Linked DNA regions of Homo sapiens: region 1 is linked to region 2. Evidence: chromatin loops called from intact Hi-C (ENCODE). Cell type or tissue: PC-3. All regions are shown on one strand.

Evidence for each region. Peaks named below come from ENCODE experiments on the same cell type or tissue, not always from the same donor. Only the 100,000 strongest peaks of a DNase experiment are listed, where the experiment ranks them.
Region 1: it touches region 2 in a loop (9-fold over the local background); 56 of 110 quality-filtered maps call a loop at or near these places.

The regions. Positions count from the first base shown.
Region 1 is chr5:40,732,010-40,740,009 of GRCh38, reverse strand. All of the region lies in intron 2 of TTC33 (tetratricopeptide repeat domain 33), which reads left to right. It also overlaps a transcript of PTGER4 not described here. Among named protein-coding and RNA genes, the nearest start is that of TTC33, 20 kb to the left of the region's middle. In PC-3, a CTCF peak has its summit at 3,535 (motif pointing right); DNase peaks (open chromatin) are centred at 3,519 and 4,819; H3K27ac peaks cover 959 bases.
Region 2 is chr5:39,945,852-39,953,851 of GRCh38, reverse strand. No RefSeq gene overlaps it. Among named protein-coding and RNA genes, the nearest start is that of LINC00603, 100 kb to the left of the region's middle. In PC-3, a CTCF peak has its summit at 4,783 (motif pointing left); a DNase peak (open chromatin) is centred at 4,771.

The DNA.
Region 1 (8,000 bases), 790 kb before region 2:
TAAAAGGCTTATAAGCCAATAATGGATGTAAAATAAAACAATTAGAAGCTGAATACTTTATTTTTAAAAAAAAGCACCATTTGTAGTATTATTCCCAAATCTAAAATTGTTAGGAAAAAAATTCAGCAAAACATGTATAAAAACTATATGAAAACTACAAAATGCTGCTGAAATGTTAAAAGACCTAAATAAATCAATAAATATACACTATACTTGTATTAGTTTGTCCTCACACTGCTATAAACAACTACCTGAGACTGGATAATTTATGAAAAAAACAGGTTTAATTGGCTCACGGTTCTGTGGGCTGCATAGGAAGCATAATGTTGGCATCTGCTCAGCTTCTGGGGAGCCCTCAGGAAAGCTATAATCATAGCAGAAGGCAAAGGTAGGAGCCAGCACTTCACATGGCTGGAGCAGGAGGAAGAGAGAGTGTGGGGAGTGGGAGTGCTACACACTTTTATGCAACCAGATCTTGCAAGAACTCACTATCACGAGAACAGTACCAAGAGGGAAACCTGCCCCCATGATCCAATCACCTCCCACCAGACCCCACCTTTAACACTGGGGATTACAATTTGACATGAGATTTGGGTGGGGATACAGATCCAAACCATATCAATGCTCATAGATTGGAAGATAGTATTTTGTTAATACATCAGTTCTCCCGAAATTGATCTGTAAACTCAGTGCAATTCCAATCGAAATCCCAGCAAGCTTGCGTTTGAGATAATTGACAAGCTTATTCTAAAGTTTATGTGGAAATGCAAAGAATCTAGACTAGCCAAAAGAATTTTATGAAATAAAACATACTTAGGGAACTTATATTACTTAATTTAAGTCCTTAACTGTGTTTTTGAATGTTATACCTTTATAGTACTAGTGTAAAGATAGACATACATGGATCAATGAAAATAATATATGATACAGAAATGACCCACATGTATGTGGTCAGTTGATACAAATGAAAACTTCTGGTTTTTAAAAGGCTTAATTGAGAACATGAAAAGTCAGGCCACAGGCTGGGAGAAAATATTTCCAGTCCATATATCTGACGTAGGACTTGTTTCCAGAGTATAGAAGAACTCTTACAACTCAGTAGGAAGAAGACAAGCTATTCATGTAAAGAATGGGTAAAAAGTTGGAGCAGATGCTTCACAAAAGAAAATATATGAATGACCAAGAAGCATAAAAAAAGCTGCTCAACACTATTAGTCATCAAGAAATTTCAAATTAAAACCACAATGAGATACTATTACCTAGTTACTAGAATGCTAACATTGAAAAGATTGACAGTATCAAGTGTTGGCAAAGATATGGAGCAAGTTAAACTTTTATACATTGCTCATGAAAATGTAAAATAGCTTTACCTCTTTGGCAAACTGTCTGGTTGTTTCACTTTTTTATTTTATTTTATTTTATTTTATTTTATTTTATTTTATATTTTATTTTATTTTATTTTATTTTATTGTATTTTATTGTATTTTATTTTATTGTATTTTATTGTATTGTATTGTATTGTATTGTATTGTATTGTATTGTATTGTATTGTATTGTATTGTATTTTATTTTATATTTTATTTTATTTTATTTTTGAGATGGAGTCTTGCTCTGTTGCCCAGGCTGGACTGCAGTGGCATGATCTCAGCTCACTGCAACCTCCACCTCCCGGGTTCAAGCAATTCTCCTGCCTCAGCACTCCCGACTAGCTGGGATTACAGGCGCGCACCACTCTATGCCTGGCTAATTTTTGAATTTTTAGTAGAGACAGGGTTTCACCGTCTTGGCCAGCCTGATCTCAAACTCCTGACCTCAGGTTATCTGCCTGCCTTGGCCTCCCAAAGTGCTGGGATTACAGGCATGAGCCACTGTGCCTGGCCTGTTTCACATAAAGTTAAATATATACTTTATTGTACAATCTCACAGTTTTATTCCTAGATACTAATTCAGAAGAAATGAAAACATTATATCCACACAAAGACTGTTCCAACAATGTCTCTAGCAGCTTTATTAATAGTGTCCATGAACTGGGACAACCTAAATGTTCATCAGCAGGTGAATGAATGAATAAATTGTGGTATATCCATACAATAGTATTCTCTTGAGCAGTAAAAAGAAATGATTGACATCTCAGAAACATGCTAAGGGAAAGAAGTCAGGAAGAGTACATACCGTCTGATTCCAATTTTATAAATCTGTCTAAAGACAAATTAATCCATAGTGACAGAAAAAATCAGTAGTTGTCTGGGGTCAGCAGTTGGGGTAGATTTCCCGAGAAAGGGGCACAGAAAACTTTTTGGATTGACAAAAATGTTCTTTATTGTGATGGTTGTGGTTGTATTTACATGAGTATATACATTTCTCAAAACTCATCAGAAAGTATGCTTCAAGTGGGTACGTTTTTTGATATATAAATCACACACCAGTAAATTTGATTAAAAAAACAAAGTTTTGAGTGCTTGTCAAATGTAAAATAATTCTATATTCGTTTCATATATCTTTATATGTGTTCATGATGTCTTTGTGTTCTGAATTTGCTGTTATATTGCAAGTTAATTGACAGATAATTTAGATTTCAGTAAAATTTTGAATCTGGATATTATGTATTTTCGGGTCTTGGTTATTTTATCACTCTGTCAGCCTTCTTTAGTAACTCTTGTGCATCACCTGTAGGATAGTAGCAGAAGTCCCCAGTCTTTTTTTTTTTTTTGAGGTGGAGCCTCACTCTGTTGCCCAGGCGGCTGGAGTGCAGTAGCACGATCTTGTCTCATTGCAATCTCCACTTTCCAGGTTCAAGTGATTCTTGTCCCTCAGCCTCCTGAGGAGCTGGGGCTACAGGTGTGCGCCACCATGCCTGGCTGATTTTTTGTATTTTTAGTAGAGATGGGGTTTTGCCATGTTGCCCAGGCTGATCTTGAACTCCTGGGCTCAGGCGATCTTCCTGCCTTGGCCTCCCAAAGTGCTGGGATTACAGGCCTGAGCCACCATGCTCAACCTTGAGTGGCTTTTAAATTCAGAAGTCTTACCTTAGAGTATTCATGATTCTTTTTAACAAAAATCTGGTTTACTCTTCTACCCAACCCCCAAGAAATTTTGGTGCTTAATAGAGATGGTATAGTGAGTATAGTGGTTAAGAGTGTAGATTTTGAAGTCAGATTACCTCCATTCAAATCCCAACTTTATCATTTCTATCTGCATAAACTTTGGGTAGTTATTTTTTGTCAATTTCTACCTCATAGGTCAAATGGTGATACATATCTTATAGAATTTTGGAGGATTAAAGAGCAAAGTCCATGTAAAAGCATGCTACCTAGCACCTAATAAGCACCAAGTGAATGTACTTTAGATATAATATTTTAGGATTTTATATGTTCTTGGTATATTTCCTGTAGTAGTAATATATATTTTTGTAAATTATTTTGTTCAAGTGGCTTTTTCTAGAATTATTACAAACTAGGTTATACCTTCTCAAGAGTCACGGTGTTAGTCCCAACTTTGACATCTTGGCTTTTAAAGTTTCAGCCACTAGATGGTGATATTTGACTGTCTAGCTAACTGGTCTGATTTTTCTGTTAGAATCAGTTGTATGTGTATGAAGCAGGAATATAAATTAGAATTTACCATGCATTTTGTTCTTGTCTAGGAAAGTATACCTACTAATGTAAATTTGAGGGTGATCTTGCTGTGTGACCCACATTCTGCAGATTACTCACATCAGTATATTTAATGACAGTGGTTTTGCCTCATGCTCTGTGGAAAAACATAGATACAGTCAGTGTAGAATGACTTTATTTTCTCACCAGCACATCTTCCAACCTTACTGTATTTGTGCCTATATGATCTGTCATCATTCCATTGTAATTATCAAAGGCCCACCACTCCACTTGTACTCTAGACCCCATCCCCTTGTGCCTTCTCAGGAACGTTGTTCTGAAATTGTCCTCTCATTTTTATATAATCTGTTTCTTCTTTTCTCTCGGTCCTTCTTGCTGGCATGCAAACATACCCTGATAACATCCATTTAAAAAGCTTCTCTCCAAATGCTCTGCCATTTCTCTGCTCCCACTGCACTACAAACTCCATTTCTTGATGAACCATCCAGTCATATTTCTGTCCCCATGAATCCACTGAAACTGCTTTTGTAAAGGTTATCAGTGACCTCCATGTTGTCAAATCCAGTCATCACTTCTCTGTTGTCATTTATTGTGCTTCTCATCATTCAGCACAGGTGACCACAGTCTTCCTAAATACACTGCTCTCTCATCTTCCACACCACCATGCTATCATGCTTGTCCTTGTCTCCATGTCCTCTCCTTTTTAATCTTTGCTTGCTCCTTTCCTTTTGCTCTCCAGATCAACAATCATCTGTGTTTGTGGAGCTGTTGCCAGCTTAACATAGACCTTGTATTTATTCTTCTTTCTTCATGGCTTACTTCTGTTTTTCCCTCACTCTTGATTGCGTGGGATCCTATCCACTCAATAAAGATTTAGCCAGTAAGCTTTGGCCTCAGGCTCTGTTTTCCAGGTAACCCAAATTATCCTGGATTTCTTTCTTTTTTTCACTCATACCAAGTCCAAGTTGAGCCAACTGTACATTTTCAGTGTGTTGTAAATCTTTTTTCCTCTTTCTGTTTTCACTTCTATCCTTATCTAGGGTTATCTCATACCTAAATTACTTTGGTTGTCTCATATCTAGCCTTCCTGTGTACATTTTTGTACCCTTACTGTCTATTCTTCTGGGTCTGACTGATCTTTTAAAAATGTAAATCAATAATTCATGTCTCACTGTTGTATAAAAACTCTGTGGATTCTTCATCACACATACAATTAAATCCACATGCATAACTATGGCTTATTGTATTCTCTGTGATCATGGCTTCGGCCCACCTCCCTGACCTCTGACTTCCTTTCCTCTGGTTTTATTTCCTTTCCACAAAACATGGTTTGGTCCTGCCCCAGGTTCTTCCCTTTGCCTGGAATGGACCTTCTCCAGATTTTCAGTTGTCTGACCACGTTTTGTCACTCAGGTCTCAGCTTGAATGCGTTCCTAGGAAGACCTTTCTTGACCGCCCATTCCGAATAGCCACTTGGTCACTCCCTATCACATTCCTCCATTTGTCTTTTATCACGGCACTTATATTTTAACTGTTTGTTATCTTTCTTTCCCTGTCCCCTTCTAACATGCATACACTTTAGAAAGTAAGATCTGGAAGAATAGTAGGGACCTTTTATATCTTGTTGGGTGCTGCATCCTTAGTACTTATTACTAGAATTCTACCTGTCCCAGGGTAGGTGCCCAGTAAATATTTATAAAGTGAATAAGCTGTTAACTATATAGCTCATTAAATTTAAAGCCACAGTAAATTAGAAGTCTAATTGGGAGTAAAGTAGCTAAACACATTGACATTTCTATTTGGTAAATGAGTGTGCTATCTAACTTATTTAGCTTGATCACCAGCTGTTCTTTACCTCAGTATAGGGCATTATCTCATCCTGCCCTGTTGTAGTCCATGGAACTATTCCCTTTGCTTCCTTCCTTGTGCTACTTCAGTTGCATACTGTTAAGATTGTCCTTAAACTGGCGGAATCAGACTTTGGTCATTTATTAACCACAGTGACTTTAAACCAAGTTTTTATCTTTTAATGCTTCCTATCCAACAGCTGCAGTAGGGCTGTGTCTGTTCAGTCTGTTCCAAACTGAAGTTGAATTAAGAGATATGCTGCAGAAATTATGAGAGACTATTGATTTGTTCAGTGCCAAGTTTCCTGTGATCTAAAAATGGAGGAACTAAGTGGTGCCACCCTTTGTTTGCAGGCCAACAGAAGTAAACCAAAGAGAAATGAGAAGGGGGAAGAATTGAATAAGTTGATGATAGTGAAGTAAATACCCACCATTTCTTGCTTTGTTTAGCATGGAAAACAGCTCACTTGTTCCTTTAAACCTTTATAGGCCTCGTTGGCAACAAAGCACATTTCATTGAGGGATGCCTCTGCTGGCAGCAATGGTTATGCTTTCAAAATAAAAGACAGTGCAGTTGAGAAGAGAGGACATTTTTCTTTTTTCTCAAATCTGTAAGCCTGTGTTTACACGTGTGTGTGTGTATGTCTGTTTGTATGTATATGCACACATGCATACCTGCCTAATAAAAAGAAAAAACTAGTGATGGTCATTGTCACCTTGAACCTCTTAGTTTATTTCGTACTTGGGACAACTTAAGCTTAGGAACATAAGCAGCTTTGTGGGGTTGGGGACGGGATAAGCCATCCTGTTCTCAGCAGTAGTGCTAGTGGTATTTTCAGCAAGACAGCTCTTTATTGTGCAGGCTTGCTCTTTGCCTTGAAGAATGTTAACATCCCTGACCCTCTGCCACTAGTTCCTCCAAGTCACAGTGATGACCACAAATGCCTTCTATGGGGTGATAACTTCCTCTGGTTGAGTTGGGCAGAAAATAGGACTGGAAGTAAAAAGTAAATTTGACAAATATGATAAGCTTTTAACAGTGGTTGGGCCAAGTAGATCTAGGGTTGGCAAACTTTATTTATAAAAACAACCTGTTTTTATAAATAAAGTTTTACTGGGACACAGCAATGCCCATTTTTTGAATGCATTGTTTATGGCTTATTTTGGGATACAGTAATAGAGTTGAATAGTTGTGATAGACTGTATGGTTCACAAAACCTAAAATGTTTACTATATGGACCTTTACTATGCCACCCCTTGCTCTAGAGACCAAAGACCTTCAGCCCCTTCCTCAAAAGCTGTCAAAGACTCCTGAAACCTCAAACATCCAGGTTCTTAAGGTCCCTCTGCTAAACGTAGAATTCTCATGTTTTTGTTTTTTTCTACCTATATTCACATTCCCCTAGTCTTGGGATTTCTTATAATTTCTATATATGAAATAATGAACGGAACAAAGTAAGAATTTACATTTTTACCACTTTTGTCTTAGGATAGAATTTGTTTTTATTACCATTTTTTTTTCCTGTGTGTTAAGAGCATGCTACATCTGTCCCCTCTTTTCTTGCTTTATATGCTGCTCTCTGCTGCCTTCAGGACTTGGAGAAGGTAGGACAAATGAGGTAGATAGAATCTGTTATATTAGGCCGGGCGCGGTGGCTCATGCCTATAATCCCAGCACTTTGGGAGGCCGAGGCGGGCAGATCAGTTGAGGTCAAGAGTTCAAGACCAGCCTGGCCAACATGGTGAAACCCCATCTCTACGAAAAAACAAAAATTAGCCAGGTGTGGTGGCATGTGCCTGTAGTCCCAGCCACTCGGGGGGCTGAGGCAGGAGAATCGCTTGAACCTGGGAGGTGGAGGTTGCAGTGAGCTGAGATCATGCCACTGTACTCCATGTACTCCAGCCTGGGTGACAGAGCAAGACTGTCTAAAAAAAAATCTGTTATATTAGTACCTTCTACATTCCCAGAAATGTTCTGGGTACTGTAGAGCATATAAACAAATCTACCCTTTGGTTCCTGAACTCATTAGAGAAGAGAAGACAAAAATACAAGGAGGAATTAGAGCAGAACTAAATGGGAGGCATACTTGATATAGTTACAGAAAGTATTGGTCTTGTATTTTTAAGAGCTAGCTTTAAATCCTGTCTTTTGCAGGACTTGGACAGTCCTTTAGCTGCTCTCAACCATTGGTTCCTCATCAATAAAGTGAGAACAAGTAATGCCAAACTTGAGGCTAGGCATGGTGGCTCACCCCTGTAATCTCAGCACTTGTGGAGGCCAAGGCAGGAGGATTGCTTGAGGCCAGAAGTTTGAGACCAGCCTGAGCAACATAGTGAGACCCTGTCTCTACAAAAATAAAAAAATAAAAAAATTAGCTGGCCATAGTGGCATATGCCTGTAGTCCTAGCTACTCAGTAGGCTGAGGTGGGAGGCCCTTGAGCCCAAGAGTTCAAGGCTGCAATGAGCTGTGATCATGCCAGTGCAACGGAGCAAGACTCTGTCTCTCAAAATAATTTTTAAAAAAGCAAATAACACCAA
Region 2 (8,000 bases):
ACCAACCTTGCATCCTGGGGATGAAGCGAACTTGATTGTGGTGGACAAGCTTTTTGATATGCTGCTGGATTCAGTTTGCCAGTATTTTTTTTTTTTGAGAATTTTTGCATTGATGTTCATCAAGGATATTGGCCTAAAATTTCCTTTTTTTCTTGTATCTCTGCCAGGTTTTGGTATCAGGATGTTGCTGGCCTCATAAAATGAGTTAGAGAGGAGTCTTTCCTTTACAATTATTTGGAATAGTTTCAAAAGAAATGATACCAGCTCTTCTTTGTACCTCTGGTAGAATTCAGCTGCAAATCCATCTGGCCCTGGACTTTATTTGGTTGGTAGGTTATTTATTACTGCCTCATCTTCAGAACTTCTTACTGGTCTTTTCAGGGATTCAACTTCTTCCTGGTTCAGTCTTGGGAGGATATATACATCAGGGAATTTATCCATTTATGCTAGACTTTCTAGTTTATTTTTATAGAGGTGTTTACAATATTCTCTAATGATCACTTGTGTTTCTGTGAGGTCAGTGGTAATATCCCCTTTATCATTTTTATTGTATCTATTTGATTATTCTGTTTTCTTTTTTATTGTGTAGGTAGCAGTCTATCTATTTTAGTAAATTTTTTTTTCAAAAAACCAGCTCCTGGATTCCTTGATTTTTTGAAGGGTCTTTCATGTCTCTATCTCCTTCAGTTTCACTCTGACCTTACTTAATTCTCGTCTTCTGCTAGCTTTAGGGTTTGTTTGCTCTTGGTTCTCTAGTTCTTTTAGTTGTGATGTTAGGGTGTCAATTTGAGACCTTTATAGCTTTTCAATATGAACATTGAGTGCTGTAAATTTCCCTCTTAAGGCTGCTTTAGTTCCATCCAAGACATTCTGGTACATTGTATCTTTGTTCTCATTGGTTTCAAAGAACTTCTTGATTTCTGCCTTAATTTCATTATTTACCCAGGAGTCATTCAGCTGCAAGTTGTTCAATTTCCATGTAGTTGTGTGGATTTGAGTGAGTTTCTTAATCTTGAGTTCAAATTTGATTGCACTGTGCTCCGAGAGACTGTTTCTTTTGCATTTGCTGAGGAGTGATTTACCTTGAGTTATGTGATCAATTTTAGAGTAAGTGTCATGTGGCACCAAGAAGAATGTATATTCTGTTGTTTTTGGGTAAAGAGTTCTGTAGTTACCTATCAGGTCCACTTGATCCAGAGCTGAGTTCAATCCTGAATATCTTTGTTAATTTTCTGTCTCCATGATCTTTCTAATATTGACAGTGGGTGGTAACATCTCCCACTACTATTGTGTGGGGGTCTAAGTCTCTTTTAACATCTCTAAGAACTTGTTTTATGAATCTGGGTGCTCCTGTACTAAATGCATATATATTTAGGATAGTTAGTGCTTCCAGTTAAATTGAACCCTTCACAATTTTTTAATGCCCTTCTTTGTCTTTTTTGATCTTTGTTAGTTTAAAGTCTGTTTTGCCAGAGACTAGAATTGCAGCCCTTGCTTTTTTCTGCTTTCCATTTGCTTGGTAATTTTCCTCCAACACTTTATTTTGAGTCTATGTGTGTCTTTGCACATGAGATGGGTCTCTTGAATACAGCACACCAGTGGATGGTTTTTCCTTTCCATATTTAGTGCTTCCTTCAGGAGCTCTTGCAAGGCAGGCCTAGTGGTCACGAATTCCCTCAGCATTTGCTTGCCTAAGAAGGATTTTATTTCTCCTTCACTTATGAAGCTCAGTTTGACTGAATATGAAATTCTGAGTTGGAAATTCTTTTCTTTAATAATAATGAATATTGGCCCCCAGTCTCTTCTGGATTGTAGGGTTTCTGCTGAGAGGGCTGCTGTTAGTCTAATGGGCTTCCCTTTGTAGGTGACCTGGCCTTTCTTTGCCTTTCTTTCTGGCTACCCTTAATGTTTTTTTCTTCATTTTGACCTTGGAGAATTTGATAATTATGTGTCTTGCAGTTGATCTTCTCATGGAGTATCTTACTGGGATTCTCTGGATTTCCTGAATTTGAATGTGGGCCTGTCTTGCTAGGTTGGAGTAGTTCTCCTCGATGATATCCTGAAGTACATTTTCCAACTTGGTTCCGTGCTCCCCATCCCTTTCAGGTACCCCAATCAGTCATAGGTTTGGTCTTTTTAAATAATCCCATAGTTCTTGGAAGTTTTGTTTGTTCCTTTTTATTCTTTTTTTCTCTAATCTTGTATGCCTGTCTTATTTCAGCAAGATAGCCTTCAAGCTCTGAAATTCTTTCCTCCACTTGGTCTATTCGGTTATTGATATTTGTGGTTGCATTGTGAAGTTCTCATGTTGTGTTTTTCAGTTCCATCAGATCATTTATATTCCTCTCTAAACTGGTTATTCTGGTTAACACTTCTGTAATGTTTTATCATGTTTCTTTACTTCTTTGCATTGGGTTAGTACATGTTCCTTTAGCTCAGCAAAGTTTATTACTATCCATCTTCTGAAGCCTACATCTGTCAGTTTATCCATTTCAGCCTTTGCCCAGTCCTGTATCCTTGCTGGAGAGGTATTGCGATCATTTAGAGGAGAAGAGGAACTCTGGCATTTTTTTGCATTTTCAGCATTTCTTTCATTGATTCTTTCTCATCTTCATGAGTTTGTCTAGCTTCGATCTTTGAGGCTGCTGATCTTTGGACGGGGTTTTTGTGGGGTCTTTTGTGTTGATGTTGTTTTTGTTGCTTTCTGTTTGTTTTTCTTTTAACAGTCAGGCCTTTCTTTCATAGGGCTGCTGCAGTTTGCTGGGGGTCCACTCCAGATCCTATTCTCCTGGGTCCCTCCTGTACCTGGAGGTGTCACTAGTGTAGGTGCCTCCCTTGGCTGGGGGTGGGAGCTTCTCTTGCCCTGTGTGGCTCCTGGGTGGGCCATCACACTGCCTAGCTTTCCTTGCTCTCTGTGGTTGCGCCAACTGCCTATCAGTCTCATTGACGGAACCTGGATATCTTAGTTACTGGTGCAGGATTCACTTGCTGTTTTTATTCTTCTTGATGGGCGCCTTTGACCAGAGCTGTTTCTAGTTGGCCATCTTGGCCCAAAGAGTGAAGGATTCTACAGCAGGGAATCACATAATGAAAGTGTGCATTTTGGGAGGTATGGAAAAATGAAGAGGTAGGCTCACAGTTGATAGTTTATTTAAGAATCAATAATAATTTATGTGAAAACAACAATGACAGTGACAGCAGAAAAAAAGTAAAGTTGAGAGCCAATAAGGTCAAATTCAATGATACTTTTCAAACTGTATATTGCTACCAATTAGTGAGTGGTAAAACTAGTTTTGTGGGCCTTACCTAGTATTTTCTGTTTGTCTGCATTTGTGTTGTTCATTTTATGATCTTTTTCCATATCTATATGTAGTAATAAAATATTTGATATTTATGCTTTTACTTTATCAGACATAAAAATAAATATTCTTTTATAAAACCTTGTTCCATTTATATGCATATGTATGGAGTGTCTCTGTGTGTATGTGTGTGTGTGTGTATGTGTACTAGGTGAGCATAGAATATGTATTTCAGAGACAGAATACTGTAAAGGCTAAGTCAAGAGCATGAAAATTGGACCACATTGCCTGATACGTGACGTTAGTAAACTTACTTAATTATTTTCTTTTTTTTTTGCCTCAGATTCCTTATCTGTAAAATGAGATATCTGTAAAATGAGATAGGGAACGAGTCACCTACATTTTTAGGAAGATTTTACTTGGTAACCTGTATCAGGTCTATATATGTTATTCCTTTCGTGTTTTTCTCCAATATTATACAATTTTTCAGCCAGAAATTTTTCTGTAAGGCATTAGGTCTATGATAATAAATCTTTCTCACATGAAATATACCTGTGAATTTGCCTTAGTGGTTTGTTGACTCAAATAAACACGCAAAAATATAAGAAAGTTACAAAATAAGACTACTATTGAAAGAAGAGAGCATAAGGAATCTATAAAAAGTCTTCTAAATTTTCCTAGAAGCAATAGAATCTTGGATTAAATTTTACTTTATATATGTGAATATTTATTTATTTATTTATTTATTTATTTATTTTAGAGGTAGGAGTTTTAAATGGTAAAGTGGAAACAGAGGCATCAATTTTATTTCCTTTTTTTTTCTTTTGAGATGGAGTCTGGCTCTGTTGCCCAGGCTGGAGTGCAGTGGCGCGATCTCAGCTCACTACAACCTCCACCTCCTGGGTTCAAGTGATTCTCCTGCCTCAGCTTCCCGTAGCTGGGATTACAGGCGCCCACCACCACACATGGCTAATTTTTGTATTTTTGGTAGAGATAGGGTTTCACTATGTTGGCCAGGCTAGTCTTGAACTCCTGACCTCAGGTGATGTGCCCGCCTCAGCCTCCCAAAGTACTGGGATTACAGGCATGAGCCACAGCACCCGGCTGAGAATTTACTTATGATAGGAAAAAAAATGATTTAAGAAAAATGTTATTTGGTTCTTAAAACACCATTGATAGTTAAAATGAAGTACAAAAGAATCCACCTATCTCCCTTGACTATGTAAGAAGTTCTAGCTTAAGGCTCTATTTATTTCAGAACAATTATCTAAACTTGGAGCATTGGTGTTAATTTAGTCTCCAGCTAAAGGTTAACTTCAGCTGTGATAGGAACAAATAAGTAAGCACATATTTCTTTCTTTTCACTTGACTTGGGCTGGGTGTACTTTGATGGTGGAGGAGGGTGCAGGTGCCTGTGGATACAAATGACAGAAGAGATCAGCCATTAAGGATTTAAAGACCCTAACTTGTGTATGTTGCGCCCTCTGCTGGTTACTAAAAACCAGAGTCAAGAAGTGTCTATGGACAATGAAGTAAAAAAATCTATAAATATTCTTAGTACTCTCAAATATGCATTCATTGTAGAATGGGCATTAAACTTTTTTTCTACATCAAATTAGGGTATTCAGAGGATTACAGCTCTTTTATTTGTAATGCATAATTCAGTTTACACATGACTTTGGTTGGCTATGGCTAACACATAGAAACAGCACAACAGAAAAGCTGGTTATGTGGAAATACAACTTTCAAAACAGTTAAAATGGGAATTATTTATTTGAATAACAAAAACTATAATTATGTGTTTCCTTTAAATAACCACTTCTCATAGAGATATGTAAAATGTTTAAATTATGTTATTCTACTTATATTAAATACTTATAATAGTTTAATTCAAATGCACAGTTGAAAAATACCTCCATTGGGGGAAGAAACCATTTTAGGACTCCACATACATTATGTTGACTCATTTCTTACATGGAGAGGAAGCAAGCAACCAGGAAACCAGATTGAGAAACTGAGTTAGAGTTAAGTAAGTCCTGTCCTCGCATGAAGAAGAGCTACCTCAACACCTCTTGCCTCAGTTGGAATTAGTCCAGGGCATTGGACCAGTGTTGAGTTCATAGGTGAGCACCAGGTAGCTCAAACTGTGGGGCTCAGGTGGAAGCACTGGCAAACTTGATGCCTGTGCCTGAAATCCATTCTCTCTGAATGCCTTTCTGATTTCCTACGGGGAGAGTTAATAAGAATGCCTTTCCTTTACTTATTAAAAAGATGAGGTACAAATTATATGTGACTTAGACACTTTTCATCAAAGACCACAAAGAAGAAGAATTCATTCTGGCCCTACCCTTTTGAGGTAAGTGTTCACTTTTATTGTAATCACAATTACTATAAAGTAACTGCAGAAGTTAGCATTGATCCTAAAGCGTATATTGAAGCTAGAACATGAGGGAACAGGGACTAATCTCTCACAGTGGTCTACAAATTACAGATCTTATTGAATACTCTCTCTCCAGTGTGCATATATGGCCACTATTTTAACTGTTAAAGAGACTTCCAGTCACACACTGGAGGGGGAAAAAGACAGAGTAATATCCAGAAAAACAGCACACTAGACTCCATTCTGACCACAAGTCCCTGGATATGGCTGCCAGTGACGTGAATGAAAGAGACTCATGCCAGTAGAAACAAGGCCATGGGCAGGGAGATGTCTTAGCACTACTTAAGGCAAGTCATGGTGGGAGGAGTCAGCCAGGCAGTCAACATTTACCTTTGCCTGTAGTGCAAAAGCAAAATCAGACAGTGATGAATATTTTTTTCTTTTTAGAGAAAGGAATAAACAAGGAGAAGGAGTGATTGTCATTCTTTTAAGACCTGGAATAGGAGAGAGAGATTCACATACCATGTAGTGTGTGTGTCTGTGTGTGTGTGTTTACACACACCTACACATGAGCAGCAGAAACATATTAGCAACTCATTAGTAACATGTCCTTTACTAAATATTAGGGCCTCATTTCTTTCTCTGTAAAAATAAGAGGTTAGGTTAGTTAAATGTAGTATAGGCCTTAAAGTCTATGAGTCTGTACATCCAGCCAATTTTACTTGTTTATAAAAATGTTTTGGAGGAAAAGCTGAAAATATTATGAAATTGGCAGTGACAGGAATCAGCCAATCTCTCTCAAGGAAGTTTCATGAAGGAAATGTATCTATGTTTATTTGTTTGTTTGTTTTTTGAGACGGAGTCTCATTCTGTCGCCAGGCTGGAGTGCAGTGGCACGATCTTGGCTCACTGCAACTTCCGCCTCTGGGTTCAAGTGATTCTCCTGCCTCAGCCTCCTGAGTAGCTGGGACTACAGGCACGCGCCACCATGTCCAGTTAATTTTTGTATTTTTAGTAGAGACAGGGTTTCACCATGTTGGCCAGGATGGTCTCTATCTCTTGACCTCGTGATCCAAGTGCCTTGGTCTCCCAGAGTGCTGGGATTACAGGTGTGAGTCACGGTGTCCGGCTGTGGACCTATGTTTATGAAGATTCTTATCTAAATTTGGCACCTAATACATAAATTATCAGAATCTAGATAACCAACAGAAAGGTTTTCTTTGAATTATTTTTAAAAATAAGTTGACAAAACCTTAAATAGAGTTTTAAAAGAAAGGAGAAGCTGAGTTTGAGAGGATTGGGGTGGGTATGACAAGCAAGGGAAATGACATAGTTTAGAATTTTAAAGAGGGAAGTTCACTTGAAATTAATGAATGCAGTTTTCTACTCAGACACAATTCCAGTCATGAAAAACCTGGATATATTTTAGGGGAAATTATCCACAAACTACAATAAAACCATCATTCCATTAAATAATGTTAACTAACTAGTATTAAGACTTGAGAGTGACAGTGAGTGAGTGTTAGCCAGGTAAATAAAGGTAGAAAAGGCACTCCAGAAAGAGGAAACACCACAACCAAAGGCAAGAAGATTTCAAGAGGCACGGAGGGTGGGGGGCATTGCAGGCATTTCCATATTATGAAAACATAGATTATGAAATAGGGAATAGTGTAGTGGCAAATATAACTGAAATGGTGGTATTTATGTCATGTTCTATGCCAAGCTAAGAATCTTGAGATTTATTCCATTGCTAGTAAGGGCCTTAAGCAAGCTAGTAGTACAGCACAATTAAAGCAACCCAGCCAGAGCACGGAGGCTGTATTTGAAGGCAGCAGGGCTAGAAGCAGGCTCTTTTAATAGCCAAGTAATGATTCTTAAGTTGGGATCTAGGCACAAATAGAAGGCAAAGAGGAGAAGGAGGACATGAATAGGAATTTTCAGAACATAAAAACAGCAGAATTTGCTTAATTGTTTGGTTCTATAAAACAATAGAGAAAACTCCCCAGATTTTTGATTCCAGTAACCATTGACAGAGATCAGGAACATAGGGAAACAACAGGGCGGTGGATGAAGAAGAATATGATGAGTATGCACATGACTGTGGCTGTGTTGAACATGGATTGCATGTGAGTTATCTAGATGACTATGCCTAATAGATGCCATGTTTAAAGAACAGAGGCTCAGAGACAAAATAAATTGACAATCACTATCAAAGATTGAATACTACCTAAACACAGTGTTTAAATTATTGGATAGAATTTCATTTAAATTCAATACAATTTAAACTTTTTTGTATGGTTGTTTGTTTGTTTTTGTCATCA